2 separate regions of the Homo sapiens genome follow, and region 2 is linked to region 1. A link is a loop called in an ENCODE intact Hi-C map of the cell type or tissue named here. Cell type or tissue: mammary epithelial cell. All regions are shown on one strand. Links, peaks and the distances in the headings refer to the core of each region. The heading gives the core; the rest is flanking DNA.

Region 1 (8,850 bases), core at 645-8,644:
TCACTCTGTTGCCCAGGCTGAAGTGCAGTGTCACGATCTCGGCTCACCGCAACCTCTGCCTCCCAGGTTCAAGCGATTCTCCTGCCTCAGCTTCCCCAGTAGCTGGGATTACAGGTGCCCACCACCATGCCCGGCTAATTGTATTTTTAATTTTATTTTTCTTTTTTATTTTTTTTTTTGAGACAGAGTCTCACTCTATCACCCAGGCTGGAGTGCAGTGGTGCAATCTCAGCTCACTGCAACCTCTGCCTCCCGAGTTCAAGCAGTCCTCCTGCCTCAGCCTCCCGAGTAGCTGGGACTACAGGCACGTGCCACCACGCCCGGCTAATTTTTGTATTTTTAGTAGAGACGGGGGTTCTCCATATTGGCCAGGCTGGCCTCGAACTCCTGACCTCAAGCAATCCGCCTGCCTCGGCCTCCCAAAGTGCTGGGATTACAGGCGTGAGCCGCTGCGCCCGGCTGCTTAATGGTGATTTTATACACTATTTTAAATAATTGTGTGTATGAAACAAAGTGTATGTACATTGAACCATCAGAATGCAAAGGTGTTACTATCTCATGTTGATGCTCTGAAAGTTTGGGATTCTGGAGCATTTTGGATTTTTGAATGAGGGATGCTCAATGGCTCGTTTATTTATTTATTTATTTTTTGAGACGGAGTCTCGCTCTGTCGCCCAGAATGAGGGATGCTCAATGGCTCGTTTATTTATTTATTTATTTATTTATTTATTTTTTTATTTATTTTTTGAGATGGAGTCTCGCTCTGTCGCCCAGACTGGAGTGCAGTGGTACGATCTCGGCTCACTGCAAGCTCCGCCTGCTGGGTTCACGCCATTCTCCTGCCTCAGCCTCCCGAGTAGCTGGGACTACAAGCGCATGCCACCACGCCTAGCTAATTTTTTGTATTTTTAGTAGAGATGGGGTTTCACCATGTTAGCCAGGATGGTCTCGATCTCCTGACCTCATGATCCGCCCACCTCGGCCTCCCAAAGTGCTGGGATTACAGGTATGAGCCACCGCGCCCGGCCCTCAATGGCTCGTTTTTAATGGGAGCACAGTCTTGCCTGATTGAGATTTATGTCACCAGTTCTTCTTGATTGGAGATGTAGAGATTTCCCATTTTTTCTGTACTTACAATGCTGCGGTGCATCACCTCATGCTATAGATCTTTGTATGCTTCTTTATTTTCTCAGGATGAATTCCTAGAAGTGGTGCTGTTGGGTCAAAGGGTGTGGACTTTGAACGGCTGTTGATACAAATTGCTGGGCTGAAACAGCAGTCCTGGGTTCACGCTTGGGGTTCCCCGGGTGCAGTCTTTGGATTGGCTTTTTCAGAGTCACTGGGGAAGCTTCTGAAAGATTAAACCCCTTGGCCTCACCCTAGGTCTGTGAATCAGAACCTGGGTGTGGGCTGGACCCCAGGGGTTCCTTTTACTCGGTGTTTGGGAAATAGGCACGGCATCTCCTCAGTGTCCAAGCCTGTCCTGGAAGGGAGACAGAGACCACACCTGTCTGTTCCCTCTAAGGGAGAGCTGTGGTGTGAGTGCAGCTCGGTGGCAGCGAGTGAGAGGAGCTCAGTTTAGGGACTTGGCTCTGGGTGTCACTTTGTTCCTCTGTAAAGTGGGAGTGGCCTTGGGGAGTCTAATGTGCTAATACCAGCATACGAGTGAGTATTTCTCTTACTAATGTCATAAGATGAGAAGGATCTCATAGTTGGCTTTCTGGCTGGGCCAGGCCAGATCTGGGAAGAGTGTGCAGGGAGAAGTGGGTCAGGACAGAGAGCTCGTCTTTCCAGCCCTTCCCCAGGGGGACCTTGGGCTGCTCCACCGTTGGAGCCGGGTGCTGTTGGCTCAGGCCCACTGTGGGTCCTGGCGTCCTTATGTCCAGGTCAGCAAAGAGGAGCTGCTTTTGCCAGGGGTTGCTGCATCCTGTGCCTAGAAGTGAGAGTGCCAGGAGGCTGGGGTGTGGGCTTCCCAGCCATTGTCTGCAGTGCGGGAAGGAGGCCCCAAGGTGCCTCCCCACCCGTCAGCGTGGACCGCAGAAGTCACGGATGCTGCCTTTCTGATGCGATGCAGCAGTCTTTCCTCAGAGGGCCATAGCTGCACTGTGTGGATGTGCTACTTCCTGACACCGGCGTTAGTCCAGATGGGTTTGCTCAGGTGCACCCAGCCAAGGGGTAACTCTTTGCCAGGTGTAACCTCCAGGATGCTACTGTAGATGGGCTGTTTACCAGTTGTCCCTGTAAAGGTCAAGTCTGCTCTGACGGCCCTGTTTCTTGGTCTGTAAGTCAGAAGGAACATCATTTATTCACTTCTTCAAGTAAACGTACTGTGCTGTAGTAGTCAGGATGAATGGTCCACATTAGGGAGCAGACGGCAGCACAGCTGACTTGGGGACTGATAAGTTGTGCCTTGCTGTGGGCGCTTGGGAAACACATCCAAGGAAAGGGATTGTTTTTCTTTTTTCTTCTCTTTTCTTTTTTTTTTTTTTTTTGAGATGGAGTTTCACTCTGTCACCCAGGCTGGAGTGCAATGGCGCGATCTTGGCTCACTGCAACCTCTGCCTCCCGGGTTCAAGCCATTCTCCTGCCTCAGCCTCCCAAGTAGCTGGGACTATAGGCGTGCACCACCATGCCCGGCTTGCTTGCTTGCTTATTTATTTATTTATTTACTTGAGACGGAGTCTCGCTCTGTCACCCAGGGTGGAGTACAGTAGCACGATCTTGGCTCACTGCAACCTCCGCCTCCCGGGTTCAAGCAATCCTCCTGCCTCAGCCTCCTGAGTAGCTGGGATTACAGGCTCATGTCATCACATCTGGCTAATTTTTATATTTTTAGTAGAGATGGGGTTTTACCATGTTGGTCAGGCTGGTCTCAAACTCCTGACCTCGTGATATGCCTGCCTCGGCCTCCCAAAGTGCTGGGATTACAGGTGTGAGCCACTGTGCCCAGGCTTTATTTTTGTATTTTTAGTAGAGACGGGGTTTCACCACGTTGGCCAGGCTGGTCTCAAACTCCTGACCTCAAGTGATCCACCCGCCTTGGCCTCCCAAAGTGTTAGGATTACAGGCGTGAGCCACCATGCCCAGCCAAAGGGGATCGTTTTTCTCTTATGGAAGGGGGCCCCGGGGTGAAGGTCTGTCTCCTGAAGGAGATAACTTGAGAGCAGAGCTTTCTGGGCTGAGTAGAAGTTCATTAGGTGATAGGTAGGTGCGTTCCAGGCAGGAGAAGCAGAAGCGTGAGGATATGCATTAATGTAGGACACAGCCAGGTGTGCCAGGTGACCATGGGCACCGTGGTGACTGGACAGTGGCTGGGTCAGGGAGGGGTTGCAGGAGATGACCTGGAGAGGAGGTAGAGGCTGTGCCAAGGACCCAGCCTTGTGGCCTCCCAGATCTGGCCTCCAAATCTGCTTCTGTTTCTGAGCTGTGACGCTTAGGTAAGTTGCCTAGTGTCTTGGAGCCTCAGCTTCCTCACCTGTAAGATGCAAGCAATAAGACGAATTTTAGAGGGAGTTATTAAATGATATAATATATATACACTGTAGAGCAGAGAACTTGACACATAGTCAAATGTTCACTAAGTGTTTATCTCTTCCTTTTAAAGTCTGGGGTAAGGCTTTTTGACTTTAGGCCAGAGGGAGCCGTAGAAGGTTGTGGAGGATGAAATTGATAAGATTATATCCATTTGCTGTTATGTTTGGGTGTTGGTGTTGTGTGGAGGATACTGGTCCAAGATAAGGATGAGTGAGGAGTGAGAAGAGCCTTCCTCTTTCATGGTCTCTTTCTGGTTTTCTCGTCAGCCATCTCCAGTGGGCGGCAGGGATGGCTTGCCAAGGCTCTGAGCTGAAGTTTTGGAGGAAGAGGCCAGGGTTTAAAATGTGTCCCTGGTGAGCCAGCTACCCCTGAGCGAACCTATAGGAGTGGACACTTGCTGAGCACAAGTCTGGTCATGAGAAAGTGGAATGAGTATGAGGAGAGGGGCAGAAAGCTGGGCCTTGAGCCTGTGGAACTGTGCATTGTAGTGTAGCCATAGAAAGCATTTGTTGACCACTCATGTGTGCCCCGGGAGGTTGCAAGGATCATCTCATCCCAGCAACTCTAAGATGAAGGCCACTACTCTCCTCATTTTACAGATGAGGGAACTGAGGCATAGAGAGAGTAAGTCACTTGCCCAGAGTCCCAAGCCAGTGAGTCGGGATTTTGCCCTTGGCTGTTGGAATCCTGAGGGCACGCCCATTGTACTGGGGTGGAGAATTGGAGCAGGCTTTGGGGAGTTTTCTGCTACCAGTTCCTGCTGGCAGATTTCCATTGCCCACAAGGAAGAACGCTGCAGCAGGGTGTGTTGGTCTGTGGTGAGGTGGCTGCCTCTGGAGGTGCTGAGCTCCCCCAGTCTGGGAGGGCCTGGATGGCTGCCTGGCCTGGATGCTGCCACAGCAGAGTCAGTGCCATCCTTACTAGGGAGATAGGTTACATGCTACCCTAGCCCTTGCCAACTTCAAGGCGGATGGGACCTCAGAAACCAAGCCCTGCAGGAGGGCACAGATGTGGGAGAATTCAGAGGAAAGCCATCTTCAGATTGGGCCATGAGTTGTCTGAGTACGTGGAGAGTGGCAGGTCTGGGGTGCTACCTGCTGTTTTCCAGCACTGGCTAGTTGATAACAGCTGTCCTGGGCTGCAAACCTCTTTGCCGCATCTGGGTAGGAGGAGAATCCTGGGATTGCTGCCCCGTCCCGGCGTGGGTGACTTTGGGTGAGTGCCCTCCCTTTCTGGGTCTTTGCATCTAGCATTTGGTGACCTTGCACAGCACGGAGCTTCCTCTACTTCCTTACCGCCTGCCTGGCCCTCTCAGGCATGCACAGGCCTGTCAGGAGCCAGGCCATGGAGGGGGCAGGGGCCCACTTCCTCAGGAGCACTCAGGGCAAGCCCTGACCTGAAGGGATAGACGCGGGGCCCAGCCGCGTGACTCGTGTGCCGTCAGGAGCTGCTCCTGCGCTGGTGCCAGGTGGTGTCATTGGGGTTCGGATTAAAAGATAACTCTATTGGCAGGAGGAGGCAGGCCTTTTCTGGCTTTAATAGCCAAGCCCACAGCCTGCGCCATGCAGCATCTCCCAGCCCCTGCTCCCATGTGCCTCTGCCTCTCCTTTTGCTCCCTGTGTGCCCGGAGGGCTGGCAGGGGACCCGTCCTCAGATTGTGCTGCTAGCACTGTCTCCCCTACCTTGTCCCCAGCTCCCCTCTGTGGAGAGGTTTTTAAATCCTACGAGCAATTCAGGATTTGCTTCCCTTTTTCTCTCTCCTTCTCCAAGAAAAGTGAAGTCCCAGGGAACTGCAGAGTCCACGTGTGGTAGAGGGTGGAGATGTGGAAACAGAATCCAGGTCTTTGGGGAGGCCAGGTTGATGGGGACATGCAGGGCTGCTTTGGCCTAAGCGTGGTGGCCAAGTGAGCCATGTGCCACTTGGTCACCTGCGCTGATGGAGAAGGCTGTTCTGGCTCCTGGGAGGAAGGTGCTTGTGGTAGCAGCAGCTACCCTGAGGCCAAAGCTTCCTTGAAGCCATGCTGGTCTTGAGTAGTGTTTGGTGGTCCCACACTCCTGAATGGGCAATCACAGGACTTCGGAGGGTCTCTGGGGAGCCTCAGGGGCTATGCTATCTATGGGAAAGGAGATAGAACCTGCCTGGAAATTCTACCACTCTCCAGTGACACAGAGACAAGGGGACCAGAATATTTGGATAGAATATTTTCAAACTTCATCATGTCTCCTGTGTTTGTATAGGCCCTCATTTTGGGAACCACATCCTTTTTTTTTTCTTTAATTCTACCACTAAGAAATTATATGATAGATCTTTTTCTTTTTCCTCTCTTTTCTTTTGTCTCTTTCCTATCTCCCCCTTTCCCCTTCTCTCCCTTTCCCCCCTCCCCCTCTCCTTCTCTTTCTCTTTCTCTCTTTGTAGAAATAGGGTCTCACTATGTTGCCCAGGCTGGTCTTGAACTCCTGGGCTTAGGTTATTGACCCACCTCGGTCTCCCAAAGTGCTGGGCTTACAGGCATGAGCCAACCAGATTTTTTCTTCAAGTGTTATTTTTATCTGTTTGCCTAAACATTAGTTTATTAAGAGGAAAGATTCTCTTAGGATATTTTCCCTTTTGGGGTACATGAAACATGGCAGCAGTAGCACAACATTACTCACTTGTTTTTAAATCAATTGTTAAATAGCAAAAATTATTTATTTATTTATTTATTTATTTATTTTTGGAGATGGAGTCTCTCTCTGTTGCCCAGGCTGGAGTGCAGTGGCGCAGTCTCCACTCACTGCAACCTTCGCCTCCCAGGTTCAAGCTATTCTCCCGCCTCAGCCTCCTGAGTAGCTGGGTTTACAGGCATGCACCACTACATCCAGCTAATTTTTGTATTTTTAGTAGAGATGGGGTTTCACCATGTTGGCCAGACTGGTCTTGAACTCCTGACCTCAGGTGATCTGCCCGCCTCAGCCTCCCAAAGTGTTGGGATTATAGGTGTGAGCCACCATGCCTGGCTTTTTAATTTTTTGATGCCTATTTTTTTTTCCTGCAGTAAGCAACAAATATTTTATAGAATTATTTGGGCAGTGGGATTATTTTTCTTCGAATTTTCTGTTTTAAACATTTTAATGATACTTTCTTTCTCTGACATTTTGTTTTGAAAATGTTCAGATCCATCAAAGAATGGAAGGGAAAGTACGATAAACACTTGTTTAGTCGTCACCGAGACTCACCAGTGGTTAACAGCTTGCCATATTTGCTTTTTTTTTTGAGATGGAATTTCACTCTTGTGGCCCAGGCTGGAGTGCAATGGTGTGATCTCAGCTCACTGCAACCTCTGCCTCCTGGGTTCAAGCGATTCTCCTGCCTCAGCCTCTCGTCACCATGCCCGGCAAATTTTTTTGTATTTTTAGTAGAAACAGGGTTTCACCATATTTGCTGGGCTGGTCTCGAACTCCTGACCTCAGTGATCCACCCCCCCTTGGCCTCCCAAAGTGCTGGGATTACAGGAGTGAGCTACTGCGCCTGGGCCATATTTGCTTTTTTACTTTCTCACTCTGCAGATGTATCCATATAAAACTTGTTTTCCTGATTCATTTGGAAAAAAGTTGTGGACATCAGGACAGTTTACCCCTAAACCTTGAAGTATGCACAAACCAGTACATATTCCTACATGACACACCACCATTATTAGACCCAAGAACCTCAGCACTGATGCAATTATATCCTCTAGTCTATAGTTCTTCTTAAATCTCTCTAATTGCCCTATACCTGCCTTTTATAGATTTTTTAAAAATCTAGGCTCTGAAGAAACATGTTGCAACTGGTTGTTATGCTAACGTTATACTAGCCAAATAAAATCTGGATTATCCATGGTTGACAGATCTTTGTTAGAACACGTTGTTATGATATAGACATTTACACTCACTACTATTTTTTTTTTTTGAGACACAGTCTCCTGGAGTGCTGTGGCGGGATCTTGGCTCACTGCAAACTTTGCCTCTTGGGTTCAAGCAATTCTTGTGCCTCAGCCTCCTGAGTAGCTGGGATTACAGGCGTGCATCACCACGCCTGGCTAATTTTTGTTCTGAAGGTGTTCAGAGCTAAGGAGGCCAGTGACCCCACATCAAAAGGGGAAAGGAGAGAATAAGTTTCTGAGCTTTGTAAAAGATGCTACTGGTTTTTCTCTGTTTTATGTCAAATAACCTGTAACACTCCTGGCAGTGGTACATTTGAGCCCTGGGTAGAGATGGGGTTTCACCATGTTGGCCAGGCTGGTCTTGAACTCCTGACCTCAAGTGATCCGCCTGCCTCGGCCTCCCAAAGTGTTGGGATTACAGGCGTGAGCCACCGCGCCCAGCCTACGCTGACTACTGATATCCCCAGGATAGCCTTAGAATTCTTGAAACTTGGGAGGGGACTGGGAGATCTGGGGACATCTGCTATCCTTTTTTTACAGAATCTGTGGTCTGAACAGCTGAGGGACTTCTCCAGTGTCCCTGAATTGAGGTTTGCTTCTGTGTTCTGAATTTCTTCACTTACAAAATCTGACACCTTCAAGTCTGGACATTTTAAACTGTCCTGCCAAATTCTTTTCTATACTCAGGGCTCAAATGTACCATTGCCAGGAGTGTTACAGGTTATTTGACATAAAACAGAGAAAAACCAGTAGCATCTTTTACAAAGCTCAGAAACTTTTTCTCTCTTTTCCCCTTTTGATGTGGGGTCACTGGCCTCCTTAGCTCTGAACACCTTCAGAACATCAGCTAGGGTCACTGCAGACCAAAGCACAGCCAGAGGAGAAGGGAAATCCTGGGGAGGAAGGAGAAGGGGCGTGAGTAGTGAAACGGCATTGGCGGGGACAGGGTGGAGGAAGAGATGTATGATGGGCCAGGGCAGTGCTGCCCTGCGGGTGAGGGTCTGTCAGCTGAGTGCCTGCTGTGAGCCTCCCATGGGAAGCAGCCTGGGGCTGCAGAGTGAGCCCTGATGGACTTGGTCAGACTGGGGTTAAGTCCAGCAGTGTGACCTGCTCATCACTTTTCTTCCCTGAACCCATGTCCACCTCTCATAAGGTTGTATCGAAGTTCCAAGAAGAAAAGCAGAGCGAGTGCTTTGAAAGGACATAGGAAGGAAGGTGGCCCTGCCCCTCAAGACCGCTGTGCTGGGGTCTTGGCAAACCCCTTGCCCCTGGAACAGAGACCGGTACAAGACCTCTGGAGTGGATAGTGCCAGCTAGGGGAGGGCAGAGTGAGGAAAGGCCTTGTTCCCCAGGAGGAAGAGAGGTGCTGAGCTAGCAGCGAGGGCTTCTTGGAGGAGGTGAGATTTGAGTTTTT
Region 2 (8,850 bases), core at 611-8,610, 50 kb before region 1:
CATTTGCACCCACATGCCCATGACTGGTCGTCCTAGATCTCAGGTGTCGATGAATATGTCCCACTGGGAACTGCAGGCCAGCTGTCTGCGAGTGGGAAACCGCCTTTGTCTTGTTTTTTTCCAGAGTCCTTCCCAGCCTTATTGCCAGTCATTTTGAATTCTGCTGAAGCTCAAACAAGCAAGACAGAGAAAGGGCTAATCAAACACCCAGCAAGATCCCACCACCTATTTCTTCAATGCAATGCAATTTAAACTGCCAACCTGCTCCTTTTCTGATCTGGGCCAGTTCACCCCTCCTTGGGCAACCTGGTGGTCCTCTGCTCCTGGGAGGTCATCATATTGATGCCGAACTTAGCACCCGATCGGCATAGCATGCTACAGCCCAGAACTCCTGGGCTCAAGTGATCTTCCTGCCCCAGCGTCCCCAGGAACTGGCACTACAGGTGCAAACCACTATGCCCAGCAAGAACATAATTTATATAGACATTCCATATGCAAATATATAAACCTGAGACAAAAACACAATACTGTTGGGGTTTTGGTTGTTTTTGTTTGTTTTTGAGACAGCGTCTCACTCTGTCACCTAGGCTGGAGTACAGTGGTGCGAATATGGCTCACTGCAGCCTTGACCTCCTGGAATCAAGCAACCCTCCTGCTTCAGCCTCCCATGTAGCTGGGGCTACAGGCACATGCCATCACACTCAGCTAATTTTTTTATTTTTTTGTAGAGATGGGGTCTCACTTTGCTGCCCAGGCTGGTTTTGAACTCCTGATCTCAGTCCTCTACCTCAGCCTCCCAAAGTGCTGGGATTACAGGTATGAGCCACCATGCCTGGCCACTATTGTTTTTTTTTGTTTAGGGGAACATTCAAAGGACAAAAAAGGAGCTCTTTAAACTTAAAAATATAATGTGAGAAATCAAAAACTCAGTAGAAGGATTGGAATATAAAATTGAGGAAATCTTACAAAAACATAGTCACAGAAAATAGGAGAGAATAGATAAGAAAATTAGAGGCCTAATACAGGAATTCCACTTCCTGAATAATAGGAATTCCATTAAAAAAATAAACAAAAATAAACAAAAAACAACAGAGAAAAAGGAATGGAGGAAATGATTAAAAAAACACCTGGGCTGGGCACAGTGGCTCACACCTGTAATTCCAGCAGTTTGGGAGGCCAAGGCGGGTGGATCACAAGGTCAGGAGTTTGAGACCAGCCTGGCCAACATAGTGAAACTTCATCTGTACTAAAAATACAAAAAATTATCCGGGTGTGGTGACAGGCACCTGTAATCCCAGCTACTCAGGAGGCTGAGGCAGGAGAATCGCTTGAACCTGGGAGGCGGAGGTTGCAGTAAGCCGAGATTGCACCACTGCACTCCAGCCTGGGCGACAGAGCAAGACTCTGTCTCAATAAAATAAAATAAAATAAAATACCCAAAGAAAATTTTCAAAAACGGAGACATATATTTCCAGTTTAAAAGGGCCCAAGATTTCTTGGCCCAATGGATGAAAAGAGACCAACATCAAGACAAATCATTATAATTCAGAACACTGAAGACAAAGAGAAGATCCTGCAAGTTTCCAAAGGGAAAGGGGAGGAGGTCAGGCATTAGAGTGCCTTGAATGTCTCAATAGATGCACTGGAAGTTAGAAGATAAGCAATGCTTTCAAACTTCCAAAGGAAAATCATCTCCAACATAATTCTTTTTTTTTTTTTATTTTTGAGACAAAGTCTCACTCTGTTGCCCAGGCTGGAGTGTAGTGGCGCGATCTCAGCTCACTGCAACCTCCATCTTCTGACTTCAAGCAATTCTCCTGCCTCAGTCTCCCATGTAGCTGGGATTATAGGTATGAGCCACCAGACCTGGCTAATTTTTTGTATTTTTAGTAGAGACAGGGTTTCACCAAGTCTCAAACTCCTGACCTTAAGTGATCCACCCACCTCGTACTCCCAAAGGGCTGGGATTACAGGTGTGAGCCATGGAACCCAGCCATTCAACTTAAAATTTTATACCCAACCAAACTATCTTTTTTTTTTTTTTTTTTTTTTTTTTTTGAGATGGAGTCTTGCTCTGTCGCCCAGGTTGGAGTGCAGTGGCGCAATCTCGGCTCACTGCAAGCTCTGCCCACCTGGTTCACGCCATTCTCCTGCCTCAGCCTCCCGAGTAGCTGGGACTACAGAACCAAACTATCAATCAAGGTTGAAGATAGAAAAAGACATTTGAGTCATTTAAGGTTCAGAAAAAAATGTTTATATACTCAGGAGGCTCCTGGATGATAAGGTAGTAAACCAAGAAAAAGACAAGGGGAAACAGGAATCTGACATGTGATAGATAAAGAGAATCCCCCAGGATGTTGGTAAAAAGAGATTGCAAGATGACGACAATGCAACAGTCCTATAGGACAACCAGCCTAGACCAGATAAGGTCAGAAATGTCTAGGAGAGATTTCTTCTTTTCTTTTTTTTGAGATGCAGTTTTGCTCTTGTCACCCATGCTGGAGTGTAATGGTGCGATCTCGGCTCACTGCAAACTCTGCCTCCCCGATTCAAGCACTTCTCCTGCCTCAGCCTCCCGAGTAGCTGGGATTACAGGCACCTGCCACCACGCCCAGATAATTTTTTGTGTTTTTAGTAGAGATGGGGTTTTACCATGCTGGCCAGGCTGGTCTCAAACTCCTGACCTCAGGCGATCCACCCATGTTGTCCTCCCAAAGTGCTGGGATTACAGGCATGAGCCACCGTGCCCAGCCATGTCTAAGAGAGATTTCTTCAAGAAAATAAAATTGGTAGAATATCATCTGAAAGTATTAAGGGAAGATTATAACAACTGAAAGAGCTTGGCATTAAACACATAGGAAACTAAGTAAATGAATTGGGGTGGGGGCGGAGATAATTATTAGCTCCAGGGAAAATAAAAAATTGTGCATAGTCCATCACATGGTAATAGTCTTTACATAGTGGTATTAATGTAAAAACTGGCTATTGCTCTAACCAAATTATTGTATGACTGTAGTGGAAAGATGGAGGCCAGGAAGGGTGCATGGGTTGTTCAAGTATGGAAGACAATAAATAGTGCCTAAAACTGAAAAATCATGACGTAGTAATAAAATAATATTATTGAGGGAAATGGAGACAAATGCCAAAAGAATGAGCTATAAAAATTGAAGATGGCCAGGAATGCTGGCTCACACCTGTAATCCCAGCACTTTGGGAGGCCGAGGCGGGCAGATCACTTGAGGTCAGGAGTTCAAGACCAGCCTGGCCAACATGGAGAAACCCCATCTCTACTAAAAATACAAAAATTAGCCAGGTATGGTGGCATACGCCTGTAGTCCCAGCTACTCGGGAGGCTGAGGCAGGAGGAGAATCTCTTGAATCCGGGAGGTGGAGGTCGCAGTGAGCCGAGATCACGTCGCTGCACTCCAGCCTGGGCAATGGAGCGACACTCTGTCTCAAAAAAAAAAAAAAAAGAAAAAAGGTGAAGATGATTATCTCTGCTAAGGGGAAGGGAGAGGGCTCTTTTTCATAAATCTTGCACCATCCCTTGACTTTTTAAACTATATAAATGAATAACTTAAATAAAAATTAAAACTTTGACCCAATTTCTATCTCCGAAAGTACAAGCTGAGGCAGGCAAACACACAAAGCAATGTACAGACAAAGCATCCGAAACCTGAAAAGGAAAGTTAAGTTGTACACAGGGAAGAACAGCATACATGTAGGTAAGAGGAACAGCAGGACTTCTGGAAATAGGCTGAAGATATTAATGATATGTCCTTAGACTCATCCAGGAAACCATCATATTTAACATGACCTGGAACTTGACCTTCCAGGATGCAGTCTGTTCTCCCAGGGATGGGAGGTGGGAGCTTCCCTAGGGAAAGTAATGTGGGATGGAAGTTTCTAAAAGCCAAAGCAGCCATCACTCTCCCCTCACTTCCTGTTCCTCTTCATCCATCCTCTGCTCCATCCTCCACCAGCCCCTCAGGACCCAAGCTTAGAGATATTGACCTGTGCTCATGTTTGCGAAGATCAAACTGACTGAGGGGATTAGGATGCGCTTAAGAGCCAGCAGACAAATCTGGCTTTACTTTTACCCCTGCATCCTCTCTCCCCAGCCATGTTTGTGGTATCTGGGCAGACAGCTCAGCCAACCCACCTGCACAGCTTCCCCAGACATTCCACACCCAGACAGTGGTGCCAGGAGTAAAGCAGCAGAGAAAGGGAAGGTATTAGGGGAGAATTAAGGTGAGGAAGTGACTCAGCCCCGCATAAGCCTGCAGGCATCCGGAGGAGTTCTCAGGAGGCAGTGGCGGCTGGGCCGAATTTCAAGCTGGCCTGTGAGTGAGGCTGAAATGTGACTCGCTCTGCCCCGCCAGGCACTGAGTGTGGTGGGGGGAGGGCTGGCTAGGGCTGGCTGTGCTCCTGTCCCCAGCTCGGACTCCCAGAACATCCCTGGTGGGCTGGTTGGGTTTGGAATCACTGGATTTTGCACGGCAATGGGTTTCTTTCTTCTGCGTTTGTTTGCCTTGCATAGGGTGGAACCAGGTAGAGAGGTGACTAGTAGAGAACATGCTGCCTTTCAGTCAGACAATTCAAATTCAGGCTCTTGACCTTGGACAAGATACTAGCCTCTCAGAGATTGTTTATTCATGGAGCAAACCCTGGAAAACAAAATTACCTTGACTGTTCGTCAAATGCGTTCACTGTGTAACCACCTCTAATATGCCAGGGTCTGGGTTCAGTTTAGAAATAATGTTTAAAAGTAAGCCATCTCACTCCATTAAGATGGCTACTATCTGGCTGGGCGCGGTGGCTCATGCCTGTAATCCCAGCACTTTGGGAAGCCAAGGCGGGAGGATCGCTTGAGCTCAGGAGTTCAAGACCAGCCTGGGCGACACAGCTAAACCCCGCCTCTACAAAAAAGACATTTAAAATTAGGCAGGCGTGGTGCCATGCACCTGTAGTCCCAGCTACTTTGGGGTGCTGAGGCAGGAGGGTTGCTTGAATCGGGAGGTAGAGGCTGTAGTGAGCCAAGATTGTGCCACTGCATTCCAGCCTGCGGGACAAAATGAGGCCCTGTCTCAAAAAAAAAAAAAAAAAAAAAAAGATGGTTACAATGAAAAATTTAAGAATATATTTAAAAATAGACTGGGCACAGTGGCTCACATCTGTAATCTCAGCACTGTGGGAGACCAAACCGGGTGGGTCATTTGAGGCCAGGAGTTGGAGACCAGCCTGGACAACATAGCCAGAACCTGTCTCTACATAAAATTAAAAAATTAGCCAGGCATGGTCACACATGCCTATAGTCCCAGCTACTGGGGAGGCTGAGATAGTAAGATCCTTGAGCCCAGGAGTTCAATCCTGCAGTAAGCTATGATCATGCCACTGTACTGCACTCCAGCCTGGGCAACAGAGCAAGACTCTGTCTCTATAAGTAAATAAATACATATTTTAAACATAAATAAAAACCAGAAAATAACCAGCCTTAGCAAGGATATGGAGAAACTGAAATTTTTTTTTTTTTTTTTTTTTTTTTTGAGACAGAGTCTCGCTTTGTCACCCAGGCTGGAGTGCAGTGGCACGATCTCGGCTCCCTGCAAGCTCCGCCTCCCAGGTTCATGCCATTCTCCTGCCTCAGCCTCCCGAGTAGCTGGGACTACAGGCGCCCGCCACCACGCCCAGCTAATTTTTTTGTATTTTTAGTAGAGACGGGGTTTCACTGTGTTAGCCAGGATGGTCTCGATCTCCTGACCTCATGATCTGCCCACCTCGGCCTCCCAAAGTGCTGGGATTACAGGCGTGAGCCACTGTGCCAGGCCGAGAAACTGAAATTTTTGTGCACTCTGGGTGGAAATGTACAATCATGCATCTGCTATGGAAAAGAGTGTGGCAGTCCCTCAGAAAATTAAGCATAGACCAGGCATGGTGGCTGACACCTATAGTCTCAGCACTGTGGGAGGCCAAAGCAAGAGGATCACTTGAGGTAAGGAGTTCAAGACCAGCTTGGGCAACACAGAGAGGTCCCCATCTCTGCAAAAAAAATTTTTAATTAGCTGGGCATGGTGGTGTGCACCTGTGGTGCCAGCTACTTGGGAAACTGAGGCAGGAGGATCACTTGAGCCAGGTGGAGGCTGCAGTGAGCTGTGATCACACCACTGCACTCCAGCCTGGATAACAGAGCGAGACCCTATCTCAAAAAAAAAAAAAAAAAAATTCAACATAGGCTGAATGTGGTGGCTCATGCCTGTAATCTCAGCGCTTTGGGAGGCAGACGTAGAAGGATACCTTGAGCCCAGGAGTTCAAGGTTGCAGTGAACTATGATCACATGACTGCACTCCAGCCTGGATGACAGAGTGAGACCTTGTCTCGTAAATAAATAAAACATAGAATTACCATATGATCCAGGCCGGGCACAGTGGCTCACACCTGTAATCCCAGCACTTTGGGAGGCCGAGGCTGGTGGATCACCTGAGGTCAGGAGTTCAAGACCAGCCTGGCCAACATGGTGAAAATACAAAAATTAGCCAAGTAAAGTGGCAAGTGCCTGTAGTCCCAGCTATTCAGGAGGCTGATGCAGGAGAATTGCTTGAACCCAGAAGGAGGAGGTTGCAGTGAACCGAGATGGCACCACTTCACTCCACCCTGGGCGACAGAGTAAGACTCCATCTCAAAAAAAAAAAAATTGCCATATGATCCAGCAGAGTATTTGCCTAAAATAACTAATTATACTCACCATTTGGGCACCACAGTTTCCTAGATGAACAGAGAGTATATCTTGTAATATTTAAAGACATGGCATTGACAGGCAAGGTGGCTCATGCCTGTAATCCTGGCACTTTGGGAGGCTGAGGTGGTCGGATCACCTGAGGTCAGGAGTTTGAGACCAGCCTGGCCAACCTGGTGAAACCCTGTCTCTACCAAAAATACAAAATTATCGGGGCATGGTGACACATGCCTGTAATTCCAGCTACTTGGGAGGCTGAAGCAGGAGAATTGCTTGAACTGGGAAGCAGAGGTTGCAATGAGCGGAGAACGCGCCATTACACTCCAGCCTGGGCAACAAGAGCAAAACTGTCTCAAAAAATAAAATAACATAAAATAAAATAAATAAAGACATGGCATTGCTAAATACCTACTTTACTCTCCATTTCGACTTCTGAGATATGTATCTGTAAGTGTGTGTGGTGAGGGCATTAGGCAGACCTACCCAGAAGTGCTTTCCTGAGCAAGGATATCCATAGCAGAGATTGTTCATTGTCCTGCAAAATCCATTCTCCCTCCTTCCTTAATCATGAAACTCCCGGATTTTAGCTGGGCACACAGCCACCAAGAACAAGGACTACATTTCCCAGTATCACTTGCAGATCTTTCTTTCTGTGAGATTAAGCTCTGGCCACTGGAATATATGCAGTGCCTGTGTGACTTTCTGAAAGTGTATTCAAAGGAAAGAGACAAAAATTTCTTTTTGTCTTTCCTCCTTCTTGTTGGCTAGGATATAGACGTGATGGCTGGAGCTCAAGCAGCTCAAGCCATTTGCAGAGACAGTGGAACAAGAGCAAAGGAACCTACCTCGTGGAGCACTGTATCAGTCTGGATAGCTGACTTCAGACTTTCATTTATGTGGGAGAGAAATGTATTTCTGTTTTGTTTAATCTGCTGTTATTTGGGGATTTCTGTTACTCACAGAAAAAAATAATTTTTTATTTTGGGTTTTTTTGTGTTTGTTTTTGTTTTTTTGAGACAGAGTCTTGCTCTGTCGCCCAGGCTGAAGTGCAGTGGCATGACCTTGGCTTACTGCAATCTTTGCCTCCTAGGTTCAAGTGATTCTCCTGCCTTAGTCTCCCTAGTAGCTGGGATTACAGGCGCCCGCCACCACGCCTGGCTAATTTTTGTATTTTTGTAGAGACAGGATTTTGCAATGTTGGTCAGGCTTGTCTCAAACTCCTGACCTTAATTGATCTGCCCACCTCAGCCTCCTAAAGTGCAGGATTACAGGCATGAGCCACTGCACCCAGCCAGAAAAAAATAATTTAACTGACTGTCACAGTAGCCAATGAACCTTGGGCTTACTCCCATCGGGGGTCTCTATACACCATTTTTCTTCTCCTCTTTTTTTTTTTATTGAGATAGGGACTCAGTCTGTTGCCCAGGCTGGCATACAGGGGTATGATAATAGCTCACTACAGCCTCTAATTCCTGGACTCAAGTGATCCTCCTTCCTTAGCCTCCCTCCCAAAGTGCTAGTGTGTGAGCCACCATACCTGACCTTTTCTTTTTTTTTTTTTGATATGGAGTCTCACTGTGTCACCCAGGCTGGAGTGCAGTGGCGTGATCTCAGCTCACTGTAAGCTCCGCCTCCTGGGTTCACGCCATTCTCCTGCCTCAGCCTCCCAAGTAGCTGAGACTACAGGCACACACCACCACACTCAGCTTATTTTTCTGTAGTTTTAGTAGAGACAGGGTTTCATCATGTTAGCCAGGATGGTCTCCATCTCCTGACCTTGTGATCCGCCCACCTTGGCCTCCCAAAGTGCTGGGATTACAGGCATGAGCTACCACACTCGGCCACACCTAACCATTTTTATCCTCCCCTTTCCCCAAACGCTTACCCTGATGAAACTAAGAGAGTTCAATTGGTATTACCTGTTAGGAGAGACTACCCTAGTGCTACTGAGTAAGTTGAACTGCAAATGAGACAGTCTAGAAGCAGATGCATTTCAGAAAACAGTTAGGCACTAGCTGGGAAAGTTGAAAATCACATACCCCATGACCCAGCACTTCCTCTTAAATATATTAAATAGATGTGTGCATTAGGAGTCACATACAGCAGCATTGCTAGT

Evidence for each region. Hi-C counts contacts between places; a loop is a spot of excess contacts. Peaks named below come from ENCODE experiments on the same cell type or tissue, not always from the same donor. Only the 100,000 strongest peaks of a DNase experiment are listed, where the experiment ranks them.
Region 2: it touches region 1 in a loop (2.5-fold over the local background); 3 of 110 quality-filtered maps call a loop at or near these places.

What each region holds. Positions count from the first base shown.
Region 1 is chr10:77,894,757-77,903,606 of GRCh38, reverse strand. The region is part of intron 1 of DLG5 (discs large MAGUK scaffold protein 5); the gene reads left to right. It overlaps LOC101929347 (a long non-coding RNA gene), which reads right to left. Exons shown (of 5, transcript XR_007062208.1): 5 at 3,401-3,475. Among named protein-coding and RNA genes, the nearest start is that of DLG5, 28 kb to the left of the region's middle. RefSeq lists enhancers at 1,395-1,922, 1,923-2,450. In mammary epithelial cell, for the core only: no CTCF peak of the experiment used is centred there; DNase peaks (open chromatin) are centred at 4,296 and 4,926; H3K4me3 peaks cover 289 bases; H3K27ac peaks cover 2,303 bases.
Region 2 is chr10:77,944,797-77,953,646 of GRCh38, reverse strand. It overlaps the pseudogene H2AZP5. Among named protein-coding and RNA genes, the nearest start is that of DLG5-AS1, 22 kb to the right of the region's middle. RefSeq lists enhancers at 3,817-4,354, 4,355-4,892, 4,893-5,430, 6,202-6,496 and silencers at 4,182-4,476, 6,202-6,496. In mammary epithelial cell, for the core only: no CTCF peak of the experiment used is centred there; a DNase peak (open chromatin) is centred at 4,246; H3K27ac peaks cover 1,081 bases.